2 separate regions of the Homo sapiens genome follow, and region 2 is linked to region 1. A link is an interaction called in ENCODE POLR2A ChIA-PET data of the cell type or tissue named here. Cell type or tissue: PC-9. All regions are shown on one strand.

Region 1 (8,000 bases):
GTCATTCCCTAAAATCATGCTAAAAAGCCCACTGCATCAGTGAGCAAAACAAGCAGCAATGGCAGTATTAACTTCAAACCATCACTACCCAGGTCTCCAACCCATATTAAGAGCACCACTCATGGCTCCCAACCAACATCCAGATCATTCAAAAATTGTCAAATAGTCTTTACTAGAAAAAAGCTTTCCCTAAGCAACTGTAAGCATTTTCATTGCAATCTGACATCAGAAAAGTACAGATAGATATTGAACTGATAAAATATAATAATGCATTTTAATTAAAAGGCATTAACCTGACAACCTTACCTTTATACCTGTTAATCCTGTAGGCAACTGCACAATATCATATGCAAGGTTAGATTTTTCTGCCTCCACAAATGGATCAGAGAATGCTCGGCCATGGAATCTTTTAAATCCTTGGACTGTGTTCTTTGCATTAGAAATTACCTAAGAGAAAGAATATCAAAGAGTGGAAAGACTACTACTAATTTTTTTTTTATTTCAACAGCCTCAGATTAAATTAGCAACATTTTAACTTTATATAGAGTCTCCTTCTTGGTTTTGGTTTCTTCAGACCCTAAACTTTTCTAAATGGTGCCCACTAGCATGCGAAGTGAGGGAGGAGGGATTTGCATGGGTCTCAGAGTGGCAGGGCTAAAAATAGAGCCCTGCTCTTCCTATATCCCATGAAGTCAGGTCATTATACTTGCATAAGTATTTTCTGTTCTTAAACTTCTAATAAACATTTACATAAAATAACTTTTAGCCTTTAAAAATTGCCCATAGTTTATGGTTGAAAGTTTCCAGGAACCAACTCAGCAATACATAAATTGATTTAGAAATTCTAGTTAAGGCCGGGTGTCATGGCTCACGCCTGTAATCCCAGCACTTTGAAAGAAGCCAGGGCCTCATTTGAGGTCAGGAGCTCGAGACCAGCCTGACCAACATGGTGAAACGCTGTCTCTACTAAAAATACAAAAAATTAGCCAGGCATGGTGGTGCGCACCTGTAACCCCAGCTACTCAGGAGGCTGAGGCATGAGAATCATTTGAACCTGGGAGGTGGAGGTTGCGCTGACAGGGCCACTGCACTCTCAAAAACTGCACTCTCAAAAAAAAAAAAAAAAAGAAAAAAGAAAAGAAAAAAAATTCCAGTGAAACAAATTTCTCATAAAGGGGAAAAAAAAAATCATACTAAGTACACAAAAATGAACACAAAAGGATATTGGGAGAGTATTATTTGTAGTAGCAGACGCCTAGAAACAGCCTAAATGGTTAATAACAGGGAAATGCTTAAATTATGGGCTATTCATACAATGAAATATCAACAGGTAAAGTTTTCAGAAGGTGGTAAGACAAATGTCTATATGATTTTTGGATAATGGTTGAACAGGTGACTTACACTTTTTTATCTATGTTTTCTAATTCTTCTAGAATAAACTATCACAATTTATGAGGGGAAAATGCTGACAAAAATATTCAAAAAATTCCAGAATGACCTTCTGCTTAAGATTTACAGGCTGCTCCTCCCAATGCAGGAGATGTAGTAAGCTCCTGTATCAACTAGATGAAAGGGAACACACAGAAGTCCTTTTATGAAACAGATGAGGCCACCCAAATCATGCCTTCCTCGAGCAAGCTGCCAAACAGAAACTCTGTAACACAATAACTGTATCAACCTAGAACTGGGCAGCCAGTTTAGTATAGTAACTGTCTCTCAATCATGAAAAGCAGGTTTAAAAAACAGGAGCGATTTGCTCAAATTTTAGAAGGAAGAGATTTCAAAATGGCCCAATATTTTCTACCTGCTGTCTCCTAAAAGATCTCGAACACTGTGAAAATGAACTATAAAACATCCAACTTAATTAAAAACCAATTGGCCAAGCACCACTTTTTTAGGCTAATAAATTTTAGGCCCTGCCCCATTCAAAAACAGATTCACCCTATAGGGTTGCTCCAGGCTGAACCATAAGAAGGTCAAACATGCAACTCCTTAATTTTACAGATATCTCAGACACTTAGAATAACAGAACTCTTGGGGTTCTGCTGCTCTGGTTATTCAGAAACCAGCAACTACGTCAGGTTCCTGGTTTACAGAGTAAACTAAAAGCAAGTCCTTTAATGTATTTCTAGAGGTATGCTTTCCTTCCTTGAGAAACTTGTTTAACAAGATCAACACTTACCTTATATATGAGTAAGATGAAAGGCCCAACAAGACAGACTTAAGGAGCATGTAAAATATCAAGGAACAAGCAAGCCTTGCTTAACAAGATCTGGACAAAATACACCCTGGCAGTTTGCATTAAACAGATTATACTGCTAATGCTATTTTAAGGCCAGGTGCTTCTCACTGAAGCAGTGGTTCCTGGGTATCTGCAGGGGACTGATTCCAGGGCACTCCTTGAATTAGACCAAAATCCACAGATGCTCAAGTCCCTTAGACAAAATGACATAGTATTGGCCTATAACCTATGCACATCCTCCTGTATACCTGAAGTTGTCTCTAGATTACTTATAACACCTAATACAATGTAAATGCTATGTAAGTAGTTGTTACACTGGATTGTTTTCATTTGTATTTTTTATTGTTCCAGTGTTGTATTTTTTCCCAAAAATATTTTTGATCCACAGTTGTTTGAATCTACAGATGCAGAACCCATGGAATTCTGAGGGCTGACTGTACATGGGAACAGAGAAGAGGTCTGTATCTGCCAGTTGTATTCCCAAGGCCTACCAGTGTTAGGCACATAATGGGCATTCAACTACTTGCTGAACACATGGATGAAGAGGAGAAATAAGTCATTTTAGGAAAAAAATGAAACTTTACCTGGCTTTTAGCTGCTGCTCCAATTGAACGATTCTTAGGACCAAAAGAAATGCAAGCCCTAGAAGACAAAAAAAGCACTTAAGAATTAAATCTTACTACAATAATAAATCCAAAAGCATAGCAGGCAAGATCTGAGTATCAGCTAAAATGCCATATATTTTAATGGTACAAATCTATGATTTTGACCTTTCTATTGAGTAAATCTGTCCATGGAACAGGTTGCCTCTTACAACTGAGTCCTGTCATTTACATGCTGGAGCACAGATCTGATGTGATAACTACCTGTCTAGAATACTAGAGAGGTGGGCTAGACAGTCTCTACCATCCTCTAATTACTTTTCAAGTCTCCTGTTCAAAATCCCAGTATAAAATAATGTACCCTCACATCAATGTATCAATTAACATTTTTAAGACAGCTCACAACTTCACCAAGAATATAGTCTACAAACCCTGAAAACAACTCTCGCCCTATTAAATAAGTAAAAAAGTAATTTTTCTACAACTAGTTTCCAGGCACTCAATTTTTTTTTTTTTCCAAGAGTCTCACTCTGTTGCCTAGGCAGGACTGCAGTGGCCCTATCTCAGCTCACTGCAACCTCCGCCTCCCAGGTTCAAGTGATTTTCATGCCTCAGCCTCCCAAGTAGCTGGGATTACAGGCATGCACCATCACGCCCAGCTAATTTTTGTATTTTTAGTAGAGATGGAGTTTCACCATGTTGGTCAGGCTGGTATCGAACTCCTGACCTCAGATGATTCACCCACCTTGGACTCCCAAAATGCTGACGTTATAGGCGTGAGCCACCGCACCTGGCCAGGACTCAGAATTTCTGACAAGGAACTTTAACCCCACTTCTGAACATTCTTCTAAATCACCAATTCATACACAATCTCCTGATTTAATCCATTTACTGCTTCTTTTAGAAAGGCGAAACTGAAACCTGCTTGAAGGTTAAATAAAAACTCTGTGCTTACGCTTAAAAAGTGCAGTGGCTCACGCCTGTAATCCCAGCACTTTGGCGGGCTGAGGCAGGCGGATCACCTGAGGTCAGGAGTTCGAGACTAGCCAGGCCAACATGGTGAAACCCTGTCCCTACTAAAAATACAAAAAGTAGCTGGGCGTGGTGGCATGTGCCTGTAATCCCACCTACTCAAGAGGCTGAGGCAGGAGAATTGCTTGAACCAAGGAGTCGGAGGTTGCAGTGAGCCGAGATTGTGCCACTGCACTCCAGCCTGGCAACAGAGCAAGACCCTATCTCAAAAACAAAACAAACAAAAAAGGGCATTAATAAGTATAAGTAAATTTTGGCCGAGCGTGGTGGCTCATGCCTGTAATTCCAGCACTTTGGGGGGCCGAGGCGGGCAGATCACCTGAGGTCTGGAGTTCGAGACCAGCCACGCCCACATGATCAAACCCCGTCTCTACTAAAAATACAAAAAAATTAGCTGGGCATGGTGGCGGGCGCCTATAATCCCAGCTACTCAGGAGGCTGAGGCAGGAGAATCACTTGAACCTGGGAGACGGAGGTTGCAGTGAGCCAAGATCGCACCACTGCACTCCAGCCTGGGCAACAACAGCGAGACTCCGTCTCAAAAACAAAACAAAAAAAAGAGTAAATTTGGCTGGGCGCAGTGGCTCAAGCCTGTAATCCCAACGTTTTGGGAGGCCAAAGCAAGTGGATCATTTGAGTACAGGAATTCAAGACCAGCCTGGGCAGCATGGCGAAACCCTGTCTCTATAAAAAAAAAATACAAAAAAATTAGCTGGGCATGGTGGTGAGCACCTGTAATCCCAGCTATGGGGCAGTCACGGGGTGGGGGTGGCTGAGGCAGGAGGATCACCTGAACCCAGGAGCCTGAGGCTGCAGTAAGCTGTGATCATGCTATTGCACTCCAGCCTGGGGAAGAGAGCAAGCAAGACCCTGCCTTAAAAAAAAAAGATAGTAAATAAATTTATCCAGGGTCATGCAACCTGAAAGCAATGAAGTCAGGACTCTAGGTGATGTCTGAAGCTTTGACTCTCATCCTCCCTGAACTCCTAATTCTTCCAAGTCAACAGAGTAAATAAGAGCTCTGGAACCATACTGCCTTGGTCCAAATCTGACTAAATTAGATGAACTACTGATTTGGTAGAAACATAAACTTAAGAGCCCTGTGGAAACTGGCAGAATGCTGGGCCTCCCTGGGCTTCAGTGGTCCTTCACAACCAATGGCTAAGAACCCCTGTAAGCCAATCTCCCAGGGCAGCCACAGGAAGCCATGACTTCTATTAAATGACAGGAAGAACAAACATGGTACACCCTAGGACCTCATCAGAATTCCTCCAAATCCTAAGCTTTTGGGCCTAGAAAGTGCTGGGAGTAGCCCCTCAAAAGCAAAGGTGTCAAGCTCAGCCTTTCTGCAACTATGCCACCAATCACTAAAACAAATAAAATCTCTGTTTTAGACACTAGATGCAAATAAATAAAAAAAAATCCTCACTACCACGTAAATGTCTCTCCTCTCAAAGCCCATATTACCCTTTAGGAAATTGCCCAAGGCAATCTTACCCACTTCCTCCACCTCAAAAAGGCTGCCTAGCATAAGCCTAATAATTGGCACACCTCCATCTTTCTAAATACCACCAGATCTAAATTTCTAAGGTATATCCCACCATGACCCCAATCACAACATAACTAAAAGGCAATGTTACTCATCTTCCATTGTTTCCTGCAGCCCTTTTTCAAACCTTTATCTCCTCAAAATAATTACAATCCCCAACTTTCCTGCAAATCCTGCTGAAGGGTTAATTTCCTATTCTATGTCAGTAACTCTGAAACTGTCTTGCTTCTAATTACCTTCCAAACAAAACCAACTACCAACAAATAAAACCTATATTCCTTAATATGGAACCTAAGGCCTCTCCCAACCCAATCCCATTTTCCAGCTGTATTTCATCCACACAATCAACACAAGTTGAATAAAGTATCCCAATCTTCCTGCTTTGCTTATGTCACTTTTGACGTCTGAAATGCTTAGTACCTTCACGTATTCTCTAGAAATTCCACCTATTTTGTCTGTAAAGCCTTCTCAACCCACCCCAGCCCCCAAATAAAAAGTAATCGTTTACCGGGCACGGTGGCTCACGTCTGTAATCCCAGCACTTAGGGAGGCCAAGGCAGGCAGATCACCTGAGGTCAGGAGTTCAAGATCAGCCTGGCCAACATGGCGAAACTCTGTCTCTACTAAAAATACAAAACAAAAAACAAAAAAATTAGCCAGGCGTGGTGGCACACGCCTGTAGTCCCAGCTACTCGGGAGGCTGAGGCACCAGAATCGCTTGAACCCAGGATGTGGAGGTTGTAGTGAGCCAAGATCACGCCACTGCACTCCAGCCTGGGCAAGAGAGCAAGACTCAGTCGGGTGGTGGGGAGGGGTGGTAATCCTTTTTACCTCTTAAAACTGGACTTGGTTTAATTTCTACTTAACACCAACCACAAACCGAATTACATTATCAATACTAACACATTTATTTCCCTTGCTAAAACAATGTTTTATAAGCCGTAAGTCACAACCCATGTGTGGGTCTAAAATCAATCAGGGGTTGGAAGAAGTCATGAACAGCAACTTAGAAAACACGGCCGGGCGCGGTGGCTCACACCTGTAATCCCAGCACTTTGGGAGGCCAAGGCGGGTGGATCACGAGATCAAGAAATCGAGACCATCCTGGCTAACACAGTGAAACCCCATCTCTACTAAAAATACAAAAAATTAGCCAGGCATGGTGGCGGGCGCCTGTAGTCCCAGCTACTTGGGAGGCTGAGGCAGGAGAATGGCGTGAACCCAGCAGGTGGAGCTTGCAGTGAGGAGAGATCACGTCACTGCACTCCAGCCTGGGTGACAGGGCAAGACTCCGTCTCAAAAAAAAAAAAAAAGAAAAGAAAACACATGTATGCACTGCATGTGAAAGTACTGTTGTTTAATGAAGCTTTTCAGTTGTGTGTGTGCACGTACCAAGTCTTAATGAAAAATGTAAAATCTGAGGTCTTCAGTTACAGATACATGCTGTCTAATGAAGTAGCCACTAGCCACATGTGGCTATTTAAATTTAAATTATTTAAAATTAAATAAAATTTAAAACTCAGTTCTTGCAGTCAAGGTTGCAGTGAGCTAAAATCATGCCACTACACTCCACCCTGAGTGACAGAGCGAGACCTTGTCTCAAAAAAAAAAAAAAAAAAAAAGTCCTGTTTCACCTACTGGAACTGAAATCTAGTCAGCTACCTTTAAAATTATCTATTGATGTGGGATTTTAAAAAAAAGTCCTACTTCCATTAAAAAACGACAACTGAAAACAGAATATGATCAATTTGCTGAATTGGGTCAGTATGTAAAACAGCACCAGGCGCGCTGGCTCAGGCCTGTAATCCCAACACTTTGAGAGGCCGAGGTGGGCAGATCATCTGAGGTCAGGAGTTTGAGACCAGCCTGGACAACACGGTGAAACCCGTCTCTACTAAAAATACAAAAATTAGCCAGGCATGGTGGCACGCGCCTGTAATCCCAGCTACTCAGGGGGCTGAGGCAGAAGAATCACTTGAACCGGGGAGGCAGAGATTGTAGTGAGCCGAGATTGCACCACTGCATTCCGGCCTGGGCGACAGAGCGAACTCCGTCGCAAAAAAAAAAAAGTATAACAGCACAAATTGAAGGATTTTGAAAACTAAAGGCTTACATAAAGAAACCTAATATTTAAATGATATGAATACTCAAAAAGATTAACTTGAATATTAGCGCTAGCACTAGAACATAGGTCAATGCTTCTTGGTACAAGTTTACTGTAGAAAATTAGAAAACAGACAAGTATGAAGAAAAAAATAAAAATTATATATACTTCCACAACCCTCCCCCCACCACAGAGGGCCACTATTAACATTTAGGTAAATACTCCTATGTAATCCTAATAAATCTAGTAAGTCCTAAAAAAAAAAAGTAAAACTGATATACCACAATCAGTTTGCTTCTCCTCAACAAATGCTCTGAAAAGTCTTCAATGGCTGAATTATTGAGGATTTTGACACGGAATAAGCAAGACAAGAATATTTAAAGGAAATATACCTACTACTTTCCAGTCAACAAGAACTTTCAAATCTTGCAGTCTACATCCCTGATCCCTATCCATGGCAGGAATCCTCTC
Region 2 (8,000 bases), 970 kb before region 1:
ATTTCAGGCACCTGCCACTGCGCCCGGCTAATTTTTGTAGTTTTTAGTAGAGACGGGGTTTCACCATCTTGGCCAGGCTGGTCTTGAACTCCTGACCTCATGACCCACCTGCTTCAGCCTCCCAAAGTGCTGGGATTACAGGCGTGAGCCACAAGGCCGGGCCTGGCAAATGATGATTTTCTATTTGCATTATTCCTTCTGCATTTATTAGTTGGAATTTGAAAGGAAGAGCTGTCCCTTCTCCATTTATCTAATTGATTTTTATTTCCATCAGTATGGACTTATGGACATTTATTCAGTGGGTTATCATCCTTTATTATTTATTTTGTTGCTCAAATGTTCGCTGGTGTGTTGGCTTAAGCCTGTAATCGCAGCACTTTGGGAGACCAAGGTGGGCAGATTGCTTGAGCTCAGGAGTTCAAGACCAGTCTGGGCAAAATGATGAGACCTCTTTTCTACAAAACGTATATTTTAAAAAATTAGCAGGGTTTTGTTGTGCACACGTGTAGTCCCAGCTACTTGCGAGGCTGAAGTGGGAGGATCACTTGAGCTGGTGAGGTTGAGGCTGCAGTAAGAGATGATGGCACCACTGCACTCCAGCCTGGGTAACAGAGAGAACTTGTCTCAAAAACAAAACACAACAAAAATTGTCCCAGATTTGGCTTATTACTTTGTTTAGCACATCCTTAATTCCCAGGACCGCAAGATGTGCCAGGTTCATCTTGTACTTCTCCTGCCTCAGCCCAGCGACCAGCCATTTCTCCAAGAGCCTGGTCCTTGCTATTGCAGCACAGTGCTTGGAAACCGAGATCTGGGCATTAGATGTCCTCATTGTTGGGAGTGTCGTTGCTCCTAGGCCCTCTCGGTGGACAGAGCTAGGAAGTGTATGTTCAGACAGACATATACATGCACATCTATATCCATTTCTACATGTCCCCCCTCTCTCCATCTACCATAAAAACCATGAATTTTTCTCCCTACGATCAGTTGTCAGAGGAAAACATCATGAATGTATACCGATACCTGAGATTCCAATTCAACACCACAGGGTTCATTTTAACCTTGCTCCTTTCCTTACTCGCAGCTCCTTTCCTTACTCGCAGCTCCTTTCCTCCATAGTGGAAACCTGGCTCTCACTGTCCGCCATGTTTATTCACCAGCTCGGTCCCAGCATGCACCTTGCATTAGTGTCCCAGGGCCGCACAAGTTACCACAAGCTGGGTGGCGTCAAACACAAAATTTTATTTTCTCACAACCCTCGAGACTAGCAGTACAAAATCAAAGTGCCCGAAAAGGCGTGTTTGTTTCCTGCTGCGGGCTCTGGGAGAAAACCCTATCCCGGCCTCTTCCTAGCGTCCGGCGCGTGGCATTCTGGGCTTCCCGGGCTAGTGGACGCGTCGCTTGGATCTCTGCCTCCACCTTGGCAGGGCCTGTGTCACGCATCTCCTTTCTCTCCAGAGAACACTGGTCACTGGAGCTAGGGGCCCACCCTCGTTTCAAGATCCTTTACTTAATGATAGTATCTGTGAAAATCCTGTCTCCAAAGAAGGTCACATTCACAGGCTCTAGGGGTGAGGACTTAGGCTTGTCTTTTGGGGGACACAATCTGCTCCACACAGAAAGTAGCTTCAAATTGCTAGCCGATATTCTTCTGAAAAACAAATATACTAACATATATGTGTAGAGTTCTTTTTATTTTTTTTTTTTGCGCGTGACACAGCCCTCAGGAGATCCTGAGAACATGTGCCTTGATCTTTTTGTCTTTAGTCTTACCAATGCATAATCAAATAATGCTTCCCAAAGTTACATAGATTAGCTTTTTTCTTCCCCACCTTTTTCACGTGGCTGGTTCTATTATTTATTTCTAATATATTTCGGTTCTTTTCTTTTTTTTTTGAGACGGAGTCTCGCTCTGTTGCCCAGGCTGGAGTGCGGTGGTGCGATCTCGGCTCACTGCAAGCTCCGCCTCCCGGGTTCATGCCGTTCTCCTGCCTCAGCCTCCCAAGTAGCTGGGACTACAGGCGCCTGCCACCACTCCCGGCTAATTTTTTGTATTTTTAGTAGAGACGGGGTTTCACCGTGTTAGCCAGGATGGTCTCGATCTGCTGACCTCGTGATCCGCCCGCCTTGGCCTCCCAAAGTGGTGGGATTACAGGCGTGAGCCATCGCACCCGGCCTATATTTCGACTCTTTTTTTACTTTTTTTTTTTTTTCCATTTTGGGCTCACCCACTTCCTGATTGATTTTAATTAATTAATTAATTAGTATTATTGGTACGTGAAATACTGCCATAGTTTTAAGACCCGGAAATACAAAAGTGGAGCTCCCCCAGCATGACTTCTATCCATTCACATTTCCTCATTCTTGCTATTCTATAAGCACCTGCCTGCCGCTCTAGGCCAAGAAACCTTATTTATATTTAGCTTCTCCGTGGCCGGGTGCGGTGGCTCATGCCTGTAATCCCAGCACTTTGGGAGGCCGAGGCGGGCGGATCACGAGGTTAGGAGATCGAGACCATCCTGGCCAACGTGGTGAAACCCCGTCTCTATTAAAAATATAAAAATTAGCCGGGCATGCTGGTGGGCGCCTGTAGCCCCAGCTACTTGGGAGGCTGAGGCAAGAGAACCGCTTGAACCCGGGAGGTGGAGATTGCAGTGAGCCGACATCACGCCATTGCACTCCAGCCTGGGTGACAGAGCCAGACGCCGTCTCAAAAAAAAAAAAAAAAAAAAATTAGTTTCTACTTCCTAGATTTCCTTGAGCATATACATGTATATTTTCTTTCTCTTTTTCCCTCTCCTCTCTCTCGTTTCCTCTCCTCTCCTCTCCTCTCCTCCCTTCCCGTCCCCTCCCCTCTCCTTTTTTGAGATGGGGCTCTCACTCTGCCCCCAGGCTGGAGTGCAGAGGTACAATCATAGCCTTGACTTTCTGGGCTCAAGCAATCTTCCTGTCCCAGCCTCCTGAGTAGCTGGAACTACAGGCATGTACCACTGCACCTGGCATTATTTTGTTTTATTTTGTAGAGAAAGAGTCTCACTCTGTTGCCCAGGCTGGACTTGAGCTCCTGGCCTCAAGTGATCCTCCTACCTCGGCTGCCCAAAGCATTGAGATTACAGGTGTGATCCACTGCTCCTGGCTTTATTTCTTTATATCCTCTTCTTTCTTACATGAAAAGGAGCATACCATACATACTCTTTTGTATTTTTCTCTTTCCAGTTAATATCTCTTGGGAATCAATTTGTATTCGTTTCCTCTTTCTATTTATAGCTGCATACTACTCCATTGTGGGGTCATACCGTGGCTCATTCAACCATTCTTCCATGCATGGACATTTAGATAATTTCCAGTATTCAGCAATTATAAACAATTTTGCACAGAATAATCTTGCACATGTATGCTTTGTAATGTTGGAGGTGTATCTTCAGAGTGAAATCCTAGGAGTGGGTTGGTGGGTCAAAGGTAAGTGCAGATGTGGATTTGTTAGGTAATATATTGGTTTCCTATTGCTGCTGTAACAAATTACCATACATTTATTGGCTTAAAACCACACACATTCATTGTCTTGCTGTTCTTGGGCCACAAGTCTGAAATGGTTTAACTTGACCAGAACCAAGGTTTGTCAGGGTTTGTCTGAGCCTCTAGGAGAGAATCTGTTTCCTTGCCTTTTCCAGTTTCTAGAGCTGTACTCCTTGCATTCCTTGGCTCTTAGTCTCTTCCTGTGTCTTCAAAGCCAGCAGAGTAGCTTTTTTTTTTTTTTTTTTTTGTGAGGCAGAGTCTCGCTCTGTGGCCCAGGCTGGAGTGCAGTGGCACAATCTTGGCTCACTGCAACCTCCACCTCCCGGGTTCAGGCAATTCTCGTGCCTCCCAAGTAGCTGGGACTACAGGTGCATGACACCACACCCAGCTAATTTTTTTGTTCTTTTTTTTTTTTTTTTTTGAGATGGGGTCTCGCTCTGTCACCGAGGCTGGAGTGCAGTGGTGTAATCTCGGCTCAATGCAACCTCCACCTCCCAGGTTCAAGCGATTCTCCTGCCTCAGCCTCCCAAGTAGCTGGGATTACAGGCACCTGCCACCATTCCCAGCTAATTTTTGTATTTTTAGTAGAGATGGGGTTTCGCCATGTTGGCCAGGCTGGTCTGAAACTCCTGACCTCAAGTGATCCGCCTGCCTCAGCCTCCCAAAGTGCTGGGATTATGGCATGAGCCACTGCGCCTGGCCTAATTTTTTGTATTTTAGTAGAGATGGGGTTTTGAGGCTGGTCTTGAACTCCTGAGCTCAGACAATCCACCTGCCTCGGCCTCCCAAAGTGCTAGGATTACAGGTGTGAGCCACTGTACCCGGCCCAGAGTAGCATCTTACTTTCCTGGTCACATTGCATTCTGTATAGAATCTCCTGTCTCCCTCTTATAAACAGACTTGTGATTGCATTTAGGGCCTCCTGGGATAATTTCCCTATTTCAAAATTCTTATTTTGTGTCAGCAAAGTCCCTTAAGCCATACAAGGCAGCATTCACAGATTCTGAGGATTAGGACCTGTATATCTTTGGGGGTCAGTATTTAGTCTACCACAGGTAACACATTTTTTTTTTAACTAAGTAAATTTAATCCCTGTAGACTTACTCTAAGTCTTCATTTTCCCATATATGAAAGGTAGGGATAAAACCAGGAGGTCTTCAATGTTCCTTACTGTCTAAAATCCTATGTTGGATTTAGTTCTTTCTTGATCAGCTGGAATGGACTGCAAATGGCTTCTTCCAAGGTTAATGATCCCCACACCAGGTGGTCATCCAGGACCACCTGAGGGCAAAAGTGTGAGGTCCCTGTAGTCTGTCTCATGAGTGGCAAGTGATGGTAATGGAAGTGGTAGCTGTAACATTACTGTTGTTGGGTCCCTTGGGATCCCTAGGGAAGGGGCCTTGTTCCAGCAAATCTAGGCATAATTCATGATTCTAGCACAAACAGAAAGCTGCAGAGAGGCTGGGAGCAGTGGCTCACGGCTGTAATCCCAGCACTTTGGGAGGCCAAGGTGGGCAGATCACTTGAGGTCAGGAGTTCAAGACCAGCCTGACCATCATGGTAAAACCCCTAAAAAACCCCTACTAAAAATACAAAATTAGCCAGATGTGGTGGCAGAGGCCTGTAATCCCAGATTCTCAGGAGGCTGAGGCAGGAGAATCACTTGAACCTGGGAGATGGAGGTTGCGGTGAGCTGAGATCGCTGTCACCACTGGACTCCAGCTTCCAGCTTGGGCGACAGAGTGAGACTCCATCTCAAAAAAAAAAGAAAGAAAGAAAGAAAGAATGCTGAGGGGAAAACTTTTCTACCCTTACTGAAACCTGCTGGTCTGAGCTTTCTTATTATTAGAGCTTTCAAACAGAACCTTGTGAGGAGGTGAGCTCTCTGCCACTGGAAGTTCTGAATGACTAGGAGATTTTGCAGAAGGCTCTATGCATTACTGGGGCCTCCCTGTCCAACATGATGGGCACTAGCCATATGTGCTATGTAATGCTTATTTCATATTAACATTTTTTTCTCTTTTTTTTTTTGAGATGGAGTTTCACTCTTGTTGCCCAGGCTGGAGTATAATGGCACGATCTTGCTCACCGCGGACCTCCACCTCCCAGGTTCAAGCGATTCTCCTGCCTCATCCTCCCAAGTAGCTGGGATTACAGTCAAGCACCACCACGCCCGGCTAATTTTGTGTTTTTAGTAGAGATAGGGTTTCTCCATGTTGGTCAGGCTGGTCTCAAAGTCCTGACCTCAGGTGATCCACCAGCCTCAGCCTCCCAAAGTGCTGGGATTACAGGTGTGAGCCACCGTGCCCGGCCTTTTTCCTTTTTCTATTGAAATAATTATAGATTTCCAGGAAGTTGCAAAAAGTAGTTGAGAGAGGTCTCACGTACCTGTCACCCAGTTTTCCCAAGGGGTTACATTTTACATTACTGTAGCGCAATATCAAAACCAGGAAGTTGATGTTAGTACAATGTGTGTGTATAGTTCTGTGCCATTTTCTCACATGTGTAGATTTATGTAACTACCACCTAATCGTGATACAGAACTATCCCAGCATCTCAAAGACCTCCCACAGGCTATCCTTTTATAGTCACTCCCACCGCCCTTTTCCCACCATCCCTAACCCTTGGTAACCACTAATCTGTTTTCTATCTCCCTACTTTTGTCATTTCAAGAATGTTACATAAATGGAATCCTACACATGTGCTATTTAAATGTCAAGTTTAATTTATTAAAATTAAATCAAATTAAAAAGTTAGTTCCTCAGTCATATCAGCCACATTTTGAATGCTCAATAGCCACGTTTGCCTAGTGACCATCAAATTGCACAGCACAGATGCACGGCTGTTCTATCATTGCAGAAAGTTCTATTGGAAAGTGCTGCTTTAGGGAATAAGACCAGATCTGTGGTTCACAAATGCTGATTCATAAGCCCAATTACCCAACAGTGTGACAAAATACAGATTCCTGAGTGTATTACTTATATATTGTGGCATAATAAATTACCCCAAAGTGCAGTGGCTTAAAACAATGATCAACCTTTATTACCCCACATATTTTCTGTAGGTCAGGAGTTCTTGGGTGACTCAGCTGTGCTGTTAGGCACAGAGTCTCTCATGAAGCTGCAATCAAGAGGTTGGTCAGGGGCAGCCATCTGAAGGCTTCGCTGGGGCAGAAGGAGCCTCCTCCAAGGTGGCTCACTCACATGGCTGGCCAGTTGGTGCTAGATGTTAGATGGGCACCCACTTCTGTTTGCCTAGGACTAAGAGGTTCCCTAGGATGTGGGACTTTCAGTGTGAAAACTGGAACTGTCCTAGACAAACCAGAACGATTGGTCACCCTACTGCTGCTAGGAGGGCTCAGTTCCACCCAACATGGGCCTCTTCCAGGGCTGCTTGAGTGTCCTTATGACATGGCCGCCATCTTTTCCTAGGATGAGGGATCCAGGAGAGTGCTGTGGTCCACATTCAAGGACAGGGGAATTAGCAACTGCCTTCTGAAGGGAGGATTGTCAAAGAATATGTGGACATATTTTAAACCTTCCATACTGTCCCATCTGATTGGGCAGATGATACAGGGCCTAGGAATCTGTACTTGGCTGAGGGATCAATGATCCCTGATGTACAGTCACATTTGCCTACCAGTGGTTTGGCTGGCCGCAAGGTCCCTTCCCACTGTGAAATGACGGTCATCCCACCTACCTCAGGAGGCATTCACGGGAGGGAAGGAGGAGGAAGAGCAATGCCAGGCCAGAGGAATTAGTGAGCTGAGCATTGTTAGATGACTGGATGTTCCCTCCCACAGAAGAAATGAACAACAGTTAGAGAACCATTTAGAAAATCCTCAGTGCAATGAAACATTGAACACTGTTATAAATGATGATCACCAAGCCTACATAGCAACATGGAAGAAAAAACTCACAATACAAAATACACACTCAGGGCAGGGTGCAGTGGCTCACACCTGTAATCCCAGCACTTTGGGAGGCCAAGGCAGGCGAATCACCTGAGGTCAGGAGTTCGAGACCAGCCTGGCCAACATGGTGAAACCCTGTCCCTACTAAAAAGACAAAAATTAGCCAGGCATGGTGGCGGGTCCCTGTACTCCCAGCTACTTGGGAGGTGGGGGCAGGAGAATTGCTTGAACCTGGAAGGTGGAGGTTGCAGTGAGCCGAGATGGCACCACTGCACTCCAGCCTGGGCAACAGAGTGAGACTCTGTCTCTAAATAAATAAATAAATAAATATATAAATGTATACACACACTCAAAGGATGGCTAAAATGCTATAGAAATACCTGGACATGGCCAGGCACAGTGGCTCATGCCTGTAATCTCAGCACTTTGGGAGGCCAAGGCAGGCAGATCACCTGAGGTCAGGAGTTTGAGAGCAGCCTGGTCAACATGGTGAAACCCTGTCTGTACTAAAAATACAAAAATTAGCAGGGTATGGTGGTGGGCGCCTGTAATCCCAGCTACTTGGGAGACT

What was found. Peaks named below come from ENCODE experiments on the same cell type or tissue, not always from the same donor. Only the 100,000 strongest peaks of a DNase experiment are listed, where the experiment ranks them.
Region 2: POLR2A ChIA-PET joins it to region 1 with 11 read pairs; 2 of 35 experiments call an interaction of 5 or more read pairs at or near these places.

What each region holds. Positions count from the first base shown.
Region 1 is chr5:133,059,864-133,067,863 of GRCh38, reverse strand. HSPA4 (heat shock protein family A (Hsp70) member 4) reads right to left here. Exons shown (of 19, transcript NM_002154.4): 2 at 2,827-2,884; 3 at 307-447. Among named protein-coding and RNA genes, the nearest start is that of HSPA4, 12 kb to the right of the region's middle. In PC-9, no CTCF peak of the experiment used is centred here; DNase peaks (open chromatin) are centred at 2,173 and 3,643; H3K27ac peaks cover 3,028 bases.
Region 2 is chr5:134,027,888-134,035,887 of GRCh38, reverse strand. It overlaps a transcript of VDAC1 not described here. Among named protein-coding and RNA genes, the nearest start is that of VDAC1, 27 kb to the right of the region's middle. RefSeq lists an enhancer at 5,128-5,227. In PC-9, no CTCF peak of the experiment used is centred here; DNase peaks (open chromatin) are centred at 3,687, 5,957 and 6,537; H3K27ac peaks cover 4,993 bases.